Regions from separate parts of the Homo sapiens genome. Here regions 1 and 3 are each linked to region 2. Evidence: chromatin loops called from intact Hi-C (ENCODE). Cell type or tissue: mammary epithelial cell. All regions are shown on one strand. Links, peaks and the distances in the headings refer to the core of each region. The heading gives the core; the rest is flanking DNA.

Evidence for each region. A loop is a pair of places that touch in the nucleus more often than their neighbours do. Peaks named below come from ENCODE experiments on the same cell type or tissue, not always from the same donor. Only the 100,000 strongest peaks of a DNase experiment are listed, where the experiment ranks them.
Region 1: it touches region 2 in a loop (3.0-fold over the local background); 2 of 110 quality-filtered maps call a loop at or near these places.
Region 3: it touches region 2 in a loop (6-fold over the local background); 5 of 110 quality-filtered maps call a loop at or near these places.

What each region holds. Positions count from the first base shown.
Region 1 is chr5:53,121,566-53,126,313 of GRCh38, forward strand. No RefSeq gene overlaps it. Among named protein-coding and RNA genes, the nearest start is that of MOCS2-DT, 14 kb to the left of the region's middle. In mammary epithelial cell, for the core only: CTCF peaks have their summits at 2,317 (motif pointing right) and 2,516; no DNase peak of the experiment used is centred there.
Region 2 is chr5:53,260,397-53,265,144 of GRCh38, forward strand. No RefSeq gene overlaps it. Among named protein-coding and RNA genes, the nearest start is that of MOCS2-DT, 150 kb to the left of the region's middle. In mammary epithelial cell, for the core only: a CTCF peak has its summit at 2,169; a DNase peak (open chromatin) is centred at 2,185; H3K27ac peaks cover 1,152 bases.
Region 3 is chr5:53,168,486-53,173,233 of GRCh38, forward strand. No RefSeq gene overlaps it. Among named protein-coding and RNA genes, the nearest start is that of MOCS2-DT, 61 kb to the left of the region's middle. In mammary epithelial cell, for the core only: a CTCF peak has its summit at 2,452; a DNase peak (open chromatin) is centred at 2,436; H3K27ac peaks cover 723 bases.

The sequences.
Region 1 (4,748 bases), core at 1,278-3,777, 140 kb before region 2:
TCAGTGAACACAATTTAATTTCATATATGAAATATTTGTTTAGTTTGTCCCCCCTGCCCCCAGCCCCTGGCTATTAAATCCTTAAACATCAAGGACCCTTTCTGGCCATAAGAAAAGCTAGCCCAACCTGAGCAACACAGTGAGACCCCCATCTCTACCAAAAATTTTAAAAAGTAATCAGGCTTGGTAGTGCACACCTACAGTCCTAGCTACTCGAGAGGCTGAGGCAGGAGGATGGCTTGAGTCTAGAAGTTTGAGGCTACAGTGAGCATTGACACTGCACTCTAGCCTGGGCAACAGAATGAGACTCTGTCACACACACAAAAATAAAGGCTGAAGGAAGAAAAAGACAAACAAACAAAAAAGTAAAGCTAGCAGTTTTTGAGAGCCTTCTTGGATTAAGTATTATGCTCTGTGCTTCTCATTGTTTTTTATGCCATTTAATTCTTACAACAACCCTGTGAGGTAAATACAATCATTCTTATTTGACAGATATGGGAGTCTCAGATACCTAGGGCCATTCATGTAACAACAAACAGAACCAGCGTTTGAATTGGATTGTTTGTACCCCAAATCCCACACTTGTCCTTCATCTCAGGATGCTTCATGTCTCCCTTGAATATGTGCCCCTATGCCTTCTACGTTACACATTTCTCTGTCTGAATCAGCATCTCACCCTTAATTATACCTGACAATTATCTGCTGGAGATAACCTATATATTCCTTGATTATTTATAATTGTTTAAAACTAATGATTAAAGGGCCTCATGTCACTATTATGGCCGAGTTCCCTAATAAATATGCACTGGTTTGTTTTCTGTTTGTTTGTTTTTTGGAGACAAGGTCTTGCTGTGTCACCCAGGCTGAAATGTAGTGGTGTGATTATGGATCACTGAAGCCTCAACCTCCTGGGCTCAAGCCATCCTCCTGCCTCAGCCTTGCAAGTAGCTGGGACCACAGATGCACACCACCACACCTGGCTAATGTTTTTTATTTTTACTTTTGTAGAGATAAGGTCTCCCTATGTTGCCCAGGCTGGTCCCAAACTCCTGAGCTCAAGCAATCCTCCTGCCTCAGCCTCCTAAGGTGTTGGGATTATAGGCATGCATCACCTTGTCTGGCCTAATGTGCACTTTGAATGGCCCTTTGAAGGTCCTGATGGTTTACTTGAAAGAATAATTTCGGGGGAAGATACAGACCAATGCTGCAAGGACTATGTTAAAATCTTCATGACCATCTCAGAAATAAAAGAGGAGCAATGGCAGTGATTAGTTCATTCAGAGGCACTGGCCATTAGACTAAATAGAAAGGCTTTAGAATGTCAGATTGGAAGGGACCATGAAGATTATTGAGCCCAAATAACTAACTGAACTTGAACACATTCTGTCAATTGCCTACTAAGCAGTTAAACATCCTATCTTTGAATAGCTTGAGTACCAGAAAATTCTAAGCCCAAGAATTACTTTCACTCTTAGACAAGTGTGACTGTTCTTTTTTATATACTCTCATATAGGAAAGGTGACTGGCCACTAAGAAGGTGGAGGTGAGCCGGGTGTGATGGCTGATACCTGTAATCTCAGCACTTTGGGAAGCTGAGGCGGGAAGATCGCTTGAGACCAGGAGTTTGAGACAAACCTGGGCAACATAATGAAATCCTCATCTCTACAAAAAAAAAGCATGGGCATGTTGGAGCATGCCTGTAGTCCTAGCTGCTTGGGAGGCTGAGGCAGGAGGATTGCTTGAGCCCAGGAGTGCAAGACTGCAGTGAGCTATGGTCATGCCACAGCACTCTAGCCTGGATGACAGAGCAAGACCCTGTCTCAAAACAATCAATCAATAAAAATTGGAGGTAGGAAGGGTGGCTGACATTCCTGGAGGATTTCACATTTGGTCAGAACTGGTTCAGGTCTGGGTCAGAACCTATCCCCCGGGGAGGAGGCATCAAGAGAACTTTTGGCAAGGCAGATGCTAGAGGAAAAAAATACAGATAGGGGACACCACAGTTTTAAAGCTTGTAAAAAGTACTTTTATTTGTATTTCTGTGTACTTATCTAGTTCAACCTTTTGAAGTGAAATATAAATTAAAATTCTTAGACTAATTGAATCAGATGACAGCTGAAGATCTACTTAAGAAAAAAATGTCTTGAGAATAAATCTGCAGTCATCACTGTGCTGCATGTTAACATCTTCTCCTAGACTCTGTGTATAAACAAAAGTATACAATTAATTTGAAGTCATCAAGAGTGTGTGGAAAAAAATACATCTATGATAGGTGTGCCACCATGCTGCTTGTGTAAGATTTTCTTTTCCAATATCTAAAATAATCATTTCCACAAGAGGGTGCTAGTTGATATCTTATTCTTAAAATAAATTGAATCTCATTTTGGAAATAAAAGGCTCTTGTTACATTTATATTTATGTAGTTACACCAAATATTTCAACATAATTCATGTAGTATACTTGGGAAGATTACCTTCATTGTTACTGTCTCCCAAAGAAACAAAATTTTAGATCACAGAAAGTCACAGTTTTTAGTTGATATAAAAAAGAAATCTCTCAAGCATAATTCTAGTATTATTTATTTAAAAAAATAAATTTTGGTTGGGCACGGTGGCTCACACCTGTAATCCCAGCACTGTGGGAGGCCGGGGCAGGTGGATCATCTGAGATCAGGCGTTTGAGACCAGCCTGGCCAACATGGCGAAACCCCTCCTGTACTAAATATATAAAAATTAGCAGGGCATGGTGGCGCATGCCTGTAATCGCAGCTACTTGGGAGGCTGAGGCAGGAGAATCGCTTGAACCCAGGAGGTGGAAGTTGCAGTGGGCTGTGATCGTGCCATTGCACTCCAGCCTGGGTGACAGAGCAAGACTCCATCTCAAAAAATTAAAAAAAAAAATATCGTAAATAAATAAATGTTAAAAATGCATTTTAGAAAAGTGAATTTATGTCGTCAGTATTTTTACAATTTACTTAAATATTAAATTTGAGCAAGATTGCTTCGCTTTAAATGACACCACAAAAATGCCTTGATTTTCCTCTTTTTGTGGAAACATATCTAAGAGTAGAAGGCCTCAGCAACATCTTGCAGTGTTGCTAAATTCATATGTGTCTCAAATTTGGCATAGCCTGCAAAGTATCCTGTGTTACTTTTGAGAAATGATCAATGAATCTCTGCTAGCATAATCCTAGCATAAACATCTTAGTCTCACACACACACACACATCTATACATATGTATGCATGTACATATATACACATACACACATCTATACATATATATCCATATACACGTATGCAGATATATATATATGCATATACACAAACACATCAGTGCTTAAGACAATTCATATACTTAAGTCTCCTTCACCCTCCATCTCTCATACTAGGTTCTCCATTTGCTATTTACAAATAATAATAGGAGAAATGGCAGGATAATTTGCTTACTGCCTGGGATAACTATCAAATTGGCCACTTCTAGAAACTACAAGGAAAATCCTTCATAATTTAGCATGGTTTTCCACAGTATTGCTCTGTGTGCCCGGAGGAGAAAGTACTTAGCAACAAAAATAGTACTTATTGTGCATCTCCTTGTGCCAGACATTGTATAATAATATATGTTATATTATTATATAAATTGTATATTGATATGGTTTGGCTGTGCCCCCATGCAGATCTCATCTTGAATTGTAGTTCTCATAATCTCAGTGTGTTGTGGGTGGGACCTGGTGGATGAATCATGGGGGAGGTTACCCCCACCCTGCTCTTGTGATATTGAGTGAGTTCTCATGAGATCTGACGGTTTCATAAGATGGTTTTCCCTCTTTGCTCGGCACTTCTTCCTCCTGCTGCCTTGTGAAGAAGGATGTGTTTGCTTCCCCTTCTGCCATGACTGTAAGTTTCCTGAGGCCTCCCTAGCCACGTGGAACTGTGAGTCAATTAAACCTCTTTTCCTTATAAATTACCCAATCTCAGGTATTTCTTCATAGCAGCATGAGAACAGAATAATACATATATTAATATATCATATTTATTATATAACATATGTTTATATATTAAGAAATATAATAATTGTGCCAGGTATTTTATTTCATCCTTTTAACAACCCAATGATTTGGGTATTCTCAATACTCCCATTTTCTAATTGGGGAAACTGAGTCTCAAGAGAAATTAAGTACTTATCCAAGGTTTCTTGCTCTGGTGAAGCAATCATTTGGATCCAGGCCTGTCTTACTCTAAGGCCCTACATTTTTAACTAATCTTACTAATCTTTATGCCCGTCTGAAACCCAGAAATAGCTACATTATGTTACCAAGCCCATACCTTCAACTCAGGTCCTAGCATGTATCTAATGCCCTCAATTTATGTTTGGACACATTTTGATCTGGAAAATCCATGGCCTTCTTTGATGGATACCAAAAGAGGTTAGAAGGAATGGAGTGAAGTTATTTACAAACTTCAACTGACCCTCAGAGTGGCATCAGCTATCACTGAGCACTGTGAGACAATCAGGGATAGGCACACAACCCAAGTCATTTTCCAGGACTTTTGTTTGCACAACTGGGAAAGCTGGCTTGTAATGATGTGAAACTTGGGGGCCTCCGCAAGGACCCCACAACTCTTCCATCTACTATTTCTTCATCCAGAGGAAATGAAGTGGAGCTAGGGACCAGGAGATGTCCTTTGAACCAGGAATCAATATGGCCTGAAGCCAGATCTTCCCATTTGGACTTTTTAGTTAAGTGATA
Region 2 (4,748 bases), core at 956-3,455:
AAGGACCTTTGGTTTAATGTACATACCACATATTGCAGGATAGCACCCCATCCTTGCAGAGTGTCATCTCCAAGTTGGTACCTCAGCTGAGAAGAGGTGATCCCACTGGTTTTGGGATGATGTCATGTGTGTTAGAAATAGTGGATCCCATGGTCATGTGGTCACCATCCCACTTCTGCCACTAAAACTGGTTCCTTTGTTCAAGGAAGTATCATGTGAGATCCCATGTTAGTACATGAGATACTTCATGAACCTTTGAATCATGATGCTGACCAAAGCATAAAAGGTCACCCCTCACTGGAATACAAGACAATCTTGTCAGAATGAATCACTGTTCCTTTAGGGCAGAAGAGGATCCAAAGTAAAAACTTGCCCCCAAGTAGTTGCTTGGCCTCCTTGAGAAATGATGTCTTAGTAGGGAATCGCCATTGGTCTTGGTGGCAATAGGCTGGATATTAGTAACAGAAGTAATTTGATCAGCCTTCATGAGAGAGAGAGAACCTCAGCCTCACTCTCTGCCACTAGGTCCACTCCATTCAAAAGCCCATTGCACAATCCCTGAGATGGCTGAGAACAGAGGCAAACTGATCTCTATCTTGCCCACTTTTCATTTTTTTTTTAGCACCTCTTCTGTACAAAGTTACTTACATTTTGTTACACTAAGTTACTCATACTTTGTGCTTACTTCTATAGGTCAAACCCCATGCCTCTTCCTCAGACATCCTTATTGTTGACCTTCCAGTCTGGTTCCTTCCAAGCTCCTCACCAACCAACTAAACCATTTACCACTGTCCATGAGTTTATGTATATTCAACCAGCTAAGCCATTCACCATTGCCTACGGGTCTAGAGATATCTTAATCCTAGTCCACGTCCCATTCCAACAAAGGAACTAAAACAGATCACTCACTGAAGAGCTGCCCATTTGAAGAGTTATCTCTCACCACTGTCACTTTCTATGTGACTGTAGTAGAGCGGCAGTGCGTTATTAGCTTATACCCACATACCAACATGACTGATTCATGAACCCAGCTCAGGCTCTTGCCTCTTCCATTGGCCACTGAAAAGAAAGCCCCAGAGACCATAGCTGTGAGCTGAGAAAGAGGCAATGGTGAAACACTAGCATGTGACATGGAAATAAGTGCCATGCAGCCTACTTTCACTCTCTGAACTATCTCAAGCCCCATCCTGGATCTACTACTGGCATTTTATCTGAGCCCAAACTTATTACTTGGTAGGCTGACAGTATCCAACTTATAATGGAAAGACATGGCTGAATGAGCACTTGTTAACACATCAATAGATGCTCATCTTCTACCAGGGTCTAATAGCATGCCAGGATGTTTTTCAAATGGTGTGTAATACTCTGTGGCAGATGGCATAAACTTGCTCCAGAATCCTATGCTACAATTCTCTTATTGTGGCTCTCCAGAGGCTCCACGCAGTGTTTTATCTTTCTATATTTTTATTTTTATTTTCAGTCAGCTTTCTCAGGTTGAACAGGCATTACTTTTCTACTAGATATACCTGTACTACCATAGGATCTGCCCAAGAGGCAGCACTGGTTGCTCCACAGCCCAGAATTGCTTCAGAGTCCTTTCTTGCTCTAAGATCCACTCAGAACTAGCAGTGTTTCACTTTGTAATAAATGGGTCACAGAAGTATTCCCAAGTACAGAATATGTTGCCTTTATAACCCAAAGAGGCCTACCAAGGAATGTGCTTCTTTCTTAGTGTTAGGAAGTATAAGGCACAACAATCTGTTCTTCACATTGAATGAAGATATTCCAGCATGCCTTATAACACTGGAACACATAAAAAGGTCACTAATGTGACTGGCCCTTGAACTCTTTTAGAACTTATCTATTTCCCTCAGGAGCACAGGTGTCTTACCAGGGCTTACATTTACCACTTCTTGCATATAAGGTCTAACGAACAAGATATCAATAAAAGGGATCAGTAGTGCAATGTTCTACAGAAAGTCAAGATGATTCACCTATCTTCAGTTTATAATGTGACGGATAGGAGAATAAACATAGCCCTTGGGTAAGACTGTAGATAGGTACAGTTGTCTATCTCATGTGAGTGTGAATTGTTACTGATCATCATTTCTGATGACTATTGAAAAGAATGAATTTGTCAGCTTCATCCCTTCATGCTACACAAGGAGGCGGTGTTGCTCTGCTCTCGTGAAGATACCACATTTGACACAACAACTGCAATTAGCTTTCTTTAGCCCAATATCATCCTGCCATAGCCATCAGTTTTTTTTTTTTCAGGAACAGGACTAGTGAATTAATTGGGGATATGATGAAGATGACCACCCTCTGCATTCCTTAAATTTTTAATCTTCCAACTTCTTCAAAAGTGATGTTTTCACTTACGTTTTTGTTCAAGGTGGAAGCCATTTCAGGTGCTCCTACCTGGCTTCTCTGACTACAGTAATTTTTATTTAAAGGTCAAGGAGCTAATGTGAAACTTCTGCTTACTACCAAGTATGTTCATTCAGTTTATGTGTTCAAAAACAAAGGAAATGTCCAGCAGGTAAGCCTTTAACCCCAATAAACACATTGAAATAGACATAGTCCAAGACTTCATCTTTTTACCTGGCCCTCATAAGCCTCTAGTCAAACAGAGGATGATTGAGGGACTTTTGTTCCCTTGGTATGAGGATCAGCTCAGACCCTGATCCATCAGTCTTTAAACTGTTAAGGCGTGTCCCTCTCCAAAGGGCCTAGTTTCCCCCAGAGGGAAGGACTGAATATATCCCTACTGTATGGCTTCTGGGGTTGCTGAGTGTTTTTTGTAGATATCTGGCCACTCTTTCAGCTGACAGGTTCTATGTCTAAGCATTGCTTCACTATACATACTTGACAAGAAAGTGTGGCTTTCCATTGTGGTAGCTGCCCTCTGCTTTCTACTCACACATTTATGAACTATTTTGATTGTGCACATATATTAAGCAACACCATTGTTGGCTGCCCATCTATCTTGCCCTTAGGAACATTTCTTGGCTTCCATTCCAAGCTTCTGCTCATTATGATACTTACAGTTGCCTTGCCTCTCTCAGTGAAGTGCAGCTACCTGGCCATTTCTGGATCCTAACTCGCATGTCTGTAACAGCATCTCCTATTGAGGCCCAGTGTAGAGGACAGCCACCTCTAAGCTTCTCAAAGATACTAGTTCTTCTTCACTACCACATTTCTTATTGCTTTGATAAGTAGATTCTTCCCCTAGACCTCTCAAGGAATATACTCAAATGGTGGCTTTTCCAGCCTTATTTAGTAGCCCAACTTAGCATGGCCACTTCCCAAAATTTTTAATACCTTTCTTCACAGTCTGCCACAGAAGTTTTGGCATCTCTACTTCATTTAATGTTCTACATTAAATGAAGTGTTTGGAAAACTCTGGCTCTCAAGTCAGATCCAGCCGGTTTCCTTTTTTGGTAAGGAAAGTTTTATTGAAACACTCAATTTACTGGCAACACCCATTTGTCTACATATTGGCCATATGACCTTCAAAGCCTAAAATATTTGTTACCTAACCCATTACAGAGAAAGTTTGCTGACATTTGATGGAGGGCATTACTTTTCCCAATCTTCTAACCACCACCCTGGTATAGCATTAAAACTGCCCCTTGGCCCTTTACCAAAGTGTCAAATCCTGGGTCACAGAATGGTGCCCCCATTTCAACACTCTATTCCTTCTCCAGTCTTATATTACTCCCTCATTCAGCTGGCTTCTTCAGGATTCCCAGGCATTATGTCCTTGTTCCTGTCAGTACGTGTTAACTAGGTCCAGCCACTGTTTTGGTATTTAATACTGCTTCTCCTTTAGCAGTCTAGCACTTTCTAGTATAATTTTGCTGAAATTTGGCCCAAGTTATGGGCCTGATGAGCAAAAGGAGAAGTAGGAACAGTTCTTGAGCAAGGCAAGCACTTTCCTAAAGAGTTCCTGTCTGCTCTGAGAACTCTACATGGTCTTCACACAGGGAAAAGGGAATTTTATCTTCCAATAAAAGTAGTCAATATTAAAGACTTGGAGAGTTCAGGGAAATCTGGGATTTCAAGACGCTCAAGTGAATCTACCCAGATATTCCCATCTTGTGCTTTCACTCCCATATCAGAACTCTGACTTTGGCTTAGGAAACTTCCCTAGGTTGAGAATTCAAGTTTCTCCAAAATTTTCTGCCTCTTCCAATTAAGTTCTGTTTCAAGCCATCAGTTTTCTCTGCCCTCCATTTACAGAAATTAGGATTTCTTTAAATGCTCCTAAGGAGGCCCTCTGACTCATATTTACATCAAACTGTGAATTAATAGATCTGAGATTATCATGATCTCTAGATCTACAACATTTAGCAAAAGCAAAACAATTCCATGGCCCATAGAGTTACCCTTTTCCATATGCCTTTGAAATGCCAGAGATATTTGATCAGTCAGTGTCCCTCCTTTCATGTGCACCCCCTGCCAGTTCACCATGGGTGAACATCTTAGCCAGGAACTATCATGGCTCCACCAACCCAGGATGCACTACCGTCTGGCCAGTAAATAATTCAACTCCAGAATTCCAGCTATAGGGTTTCTTTCTTAGGACTGCTCCCAGTACCAGTGTCCTAGAAGCAGGGCCTGAGATGGAAATTCTTCAATGAATGATTTATTGAGATATTACTTTCAGGAGAAAGGGAGTAAAAGAAGCAGTAAAGGCCTTAGTAAAACTAAGCAAAGGCTTATTCTCATCTGGAGATCAGCTT
Region 3 (4,748 bases), core at 1,466-3,965, 91 kb before region 2:
GATGAGGTCACAGAATAGAAACTTTTCACATTAAATATTTCTCCCCCACAGAACACATTGTTTTCTCAGTCTACTGGAGTGGAGAGGAACAGATATAAATTATGTCAAAAGAAAACAAAATGTCTCCCTTAAAAGGGATTAGAAAACTAGAAGGAAGACTTAGAGTTCTGCAAACAGTGGATGTGTGGTTGATGTTATTCATGAAGGATGATAAAGTTAGGGATAATGGAATAAAATGAGGCAAATTGAAGTTAACCTTAGCCCTGAAAATAAAGATCTAAAATATGAACAGTTTATGAAGATATTTATTAGTCCACTCATCTTCTGATCTATAGATCAAAACCAGTGACTTCCTATTCATAAATTACTGCTTGGGAGTTAGTTGGGCAATTTTGGAAGGTTTTCAACTCCCAGGTCATTTGAGAGCTATTAATGTAAGAGCTACTTTGCTAACTGGTACCCTAAGGAGCTTGTAAGAATTAAGAGAGACAGAAGTGACTTCTGCACTTGGAGAATTTGGCCAAGAATAAGACAAATAGGAAATGGGATAGATCCTTTTGTGATTCAGGCAAGTCAAAAGGAGAGTTGAGATTTACATGCCCTTCTTCAGCGATTCTCAATCCCAGTAAATTGCAAGAGAGACAGAAGAGCCCTTATCTTGATTAGTGTCTCCATTCCCCTGTAGCCCTCTAGCAACTTCCTTTGAGACAAACTTATCATTGAGGATTCAGCGAGCAATTGCATTCCCATGTGTTTAATTTGTCATTAGAATATCACTATGTATCTTTCATAGTGCAACATTTATAATATTTTAGTAGAGTATTATAATTAAAATAATCTGACTTGATTGCACAAACTTTATTCTGGCTAAAAGATGCTGTCCCTGACACAATTTTTGTTAAAAATTTAATACTTATTTTTCAATGGAAAAGACTGGTTTCTTGTTACAGCCACAGTGTATTAGTTCACTTGATGATCAGCTGATATAATGCCCCATCACTCCTCCATCCAGTAAGATGGAATTCATATTTTGAACTAACTTCTGTCCTACACCTCAAGTCAGAGCATGCTGATCAAGCCATAGCAGTGCTTCTCCCACACTGGGCAGAAATTCTCTTTTTATTTATGTTTATATACAAAGTACATGCAAGGCATCAACACAGAGAATAGGGTAAGTATGCAATAGGTGTTTGTTGAGTGACTAAATGATGCTTATCATTTCTGACACTCAATACATGGAAATACTCTGCAAAGCCTACACAAAGCATGGCTTTAAATCACTTGTTTAGAAAATATATACAAAAATTTTACCATGTTGTTTTTCATTAAACCAGTTTAATCTCTCTTGTCACATTTCATAATGTAACTTGAATTGTTATATGATGTATTACTAGATAATTATTCCCTTTAAAGCCCTGAGTGTTAGGATTATCAAATGATCGATTCAGTAAGGCGATTGCTGCCTTAGACAAATTTTCAGCATTTCAGGAGGATATTACTAAAATTAGGCCTTCTTAACAGCTAAAGTTCCACTGATTCCTATGTGCTAGGGTGCCCTACAATTGTCCTAAACCCTCTGTAAATTTTGCCTATGTGAAAAGCAGAAGTGGTCTTTGGAACATAAAGAGCCTTTGTAACACGTTTTCATTACACTGGAAATTAACTGTTCCTGAATGCTAGATTTCTTAAACAAAGAAAGTCTTTGATATTGGGGCACCTTCTTATTTCAAAACTTGCCATGGGACAATATGCTGGCTATCTCAGGGTCTGGGTCAAGAAAAATGTGAAAAAGTCTGGGCCATTTCAACGTCTTTTTTGGCTATAGACAACCTCACTTGCATCTAACATACCAGTGATTTTAAGAACTTTGGAGGTGAATTACATTATTCTGTATAAAATATTTTTGTCAGAGGTTTGAACAATGACACTGACAGTGCAATAATTAGGGAGGAAGGAATCTCGAGGAACCCTCTAGTCTATCCCTCCTTTGGAGCAGTCCAGAACCTTACAAATTACTCTCCATAAATAAGGATTCGGGCTGAAATTTAGAGACCTGCAGACCAGAAAAACTGTGGTCTACTCCAGTGGTTTCTCCCAAACTCAATTCCTCACACTGCAATTTCTATGTTATGTGGAAAAGTTATCGTTAGCACGTTGATAGTCTATTAGATGGTAGCATTATTTGAAATATGAGCTATTCACAGGCAATTTTACTTTTTCACTATAATCACCTCAGATCAGATTTTGAATGAGCCTTTCTTTTTTGCTGGGATTAGAGAAGAAAATGCTTTTAGCTGAAGCTTCCCTTCTCCTCCCCCTCACCTAGGGCAATCCAGCTCAATCTGGACAAAACTCAGCTATGCTGAATGATTTGCCACAGGTGTATTCCCCCAAAAGAATGTGCAGTCTCCAAACCTCCAAATGACTGGTGTCATTTGGACACATCTCCATTGGGTGGCAGTACATGTTCAGAACAACCTAACATGGTTACTTTAGCACATTATTCCTGAAATAAAATCTGCTCTTTATTTTCTTAAATTCTAATAACAATCTTCCTTATCAAGTGACAAATCTTCCAATTCAGTGACCATGTAGTTGATAAAAGATGAATATAAATTAAACTGTTTTCCAATGTTTATTTTAATTAATGGTTGTAGAATCTATATATTTTTTGTTCACTATTATATCACTGATATCTAGTTCAGTCCTTGCCAAATAGTAAGCATTAATGATAGCATTTAAAACATAACTTTATGCCAATATAAAATCTAAAGACAAATTCTGAATTCAGAAAAATAATTTTTCTTCTCTATTCAACCTACTGACTAGGGTTTCAGCGTAAGCTATCCCATACTTGGTAATCTAAACCGTATTAAACTCAGTCATTATTTTTATCTGGCATAGTTTAGAGACATGTGCAATATCTTGTTTTTAATACAATATAGGTGGCAGTCGTTCAAGTTACCATGTACCATTAAATCATGTATATGGTCATGCAATCAATTTTCTATTTCTTACAGCATTTGTATTCCACAATAAAGAAGAAGAAAACTAGAACTAGTGAAGTGAAAGCAGCCAGTCATGATGATCTTAGGGGTTTTGATTCCTGTTAATCTCTGTTTTGATGTTTATTTTTATTGAAGATGCTTTTTAAACTAGTTTATTGAGCTAGGGCGCATTTTGGAAAGGGTTTTTGGCTATGGACAAATACCATCTGTATTAAAGTAAACTTGGAATTATTTGTAAGAAAAAAGATTATTAGTACAAACCAAAAGCAGAAAAAGATCCCAAAATGAGTCCTTGGAGAAAGCCAAGAAGAATATACAGGTTTGTTGAAAACATTTACAGCAAGTGGATATTTCAACTAAATAATCGTCATTTAAAATCTATTATTCCACAGTGGTAGTTGTAAGGTAAACTGCCTCACTATTACTTAAATGATTCTTAAGGATTTTAATAGAAAATTACAGTTCATTAAAAAGAAGCTGAGTGGAAATAAACATACATATTATTTTAACATACATACTCATATTTTAAAAGTTTATGTTCATGTGTAAGTAGACATTTTTACACATCATATGAAGGAAAATATAAGATTATTTCTTTGCTATAATTGTAAAAGCTATAATCAAATAGATTTTCAGAGATTTTTTTAAAAGTTTCTTTCAATTTTGCCAGTTAAAGGCAAATTAAACCACAAGTACAAGTTAAATCATGGAGCACTAGATGAGCAACATACCTAGTTTCTTTCTTTTCTTTTATTTCTTTTCTTTTCCTTTCTTTCCTTTCTTTCTTTCTCTGTTTCTCTCCTTTCTCTTCTTCCTTTCCTTTCCTTTCCTTTCCTTTCCTTTCCTTTCCTTTCCTTTCCTTTCCTTTCCTTTCCTTTCCCCTTTCCTTTCCTTTCCTTTCCTTTCCTTTCCTTTCCTTTCCTTTCCTTTCCTTTCCTTTCCTTTCCTTTCCTGTTTCACTCTTGTTGCCCATGGTGCAGTGCAATGGCGTGATCTTGGCTCTTTGCAACCTCCACCTCCCGGGTTCAAGTGATTCTCCTGCCTCAGCCTCCTGAGTAGCTGGGATTATAGGCATGCACCACCATGCCTGGCTACTTTTGTATTTTTAGTAGAAACAGGGTTTCACCATGTTGGTCAGTCTGGTCTCAAACTCCTGAACTCAGGTGATCGGCCCTCCTCAGCCTCCCAAAGAGTTGGGATTACAGGCATGAACCACCGTGACCGGCCCTATTTTACATTTATAGAAGTACAATCAGCATTGAATGCAATGTAAAGAAAGTTAAATTTTAGTTTTCCTTGGCCATTACTTGAGGAAACCAACCAACGATACTGTTTACCAAAGGAGTGTGACATACACAATCCATCAGACAAGAATATAACCCATCCGTTGGTAATAGAACATATAGTATTTTTTTATTTCTTTTTCTCAAACTATGCACAATAAAGAGATTTAATATAATTTTTACAAATATAATTCTTGGTCAGATGATTGCTACAAAGGATGTTTACACAAAAGTACTAAACAGATTAGGCTAAGACTTCAGTCCCTAAAGGCCTGTTATAAAAGGGACGGTTTCTTGCACCTGAACTGGGAAAGTGCTTGTCTACGGCTCTCTGATGCATGTGATAATTACACTGTCTGAGGTGGGAAAGAGTGAATCAAGCACAAATCATGCCTATTGTTCTATGTAGTAGTTCTCTGTTCACCTCCCTGCTTGGAGGTAATGAAAACGGGGTGTG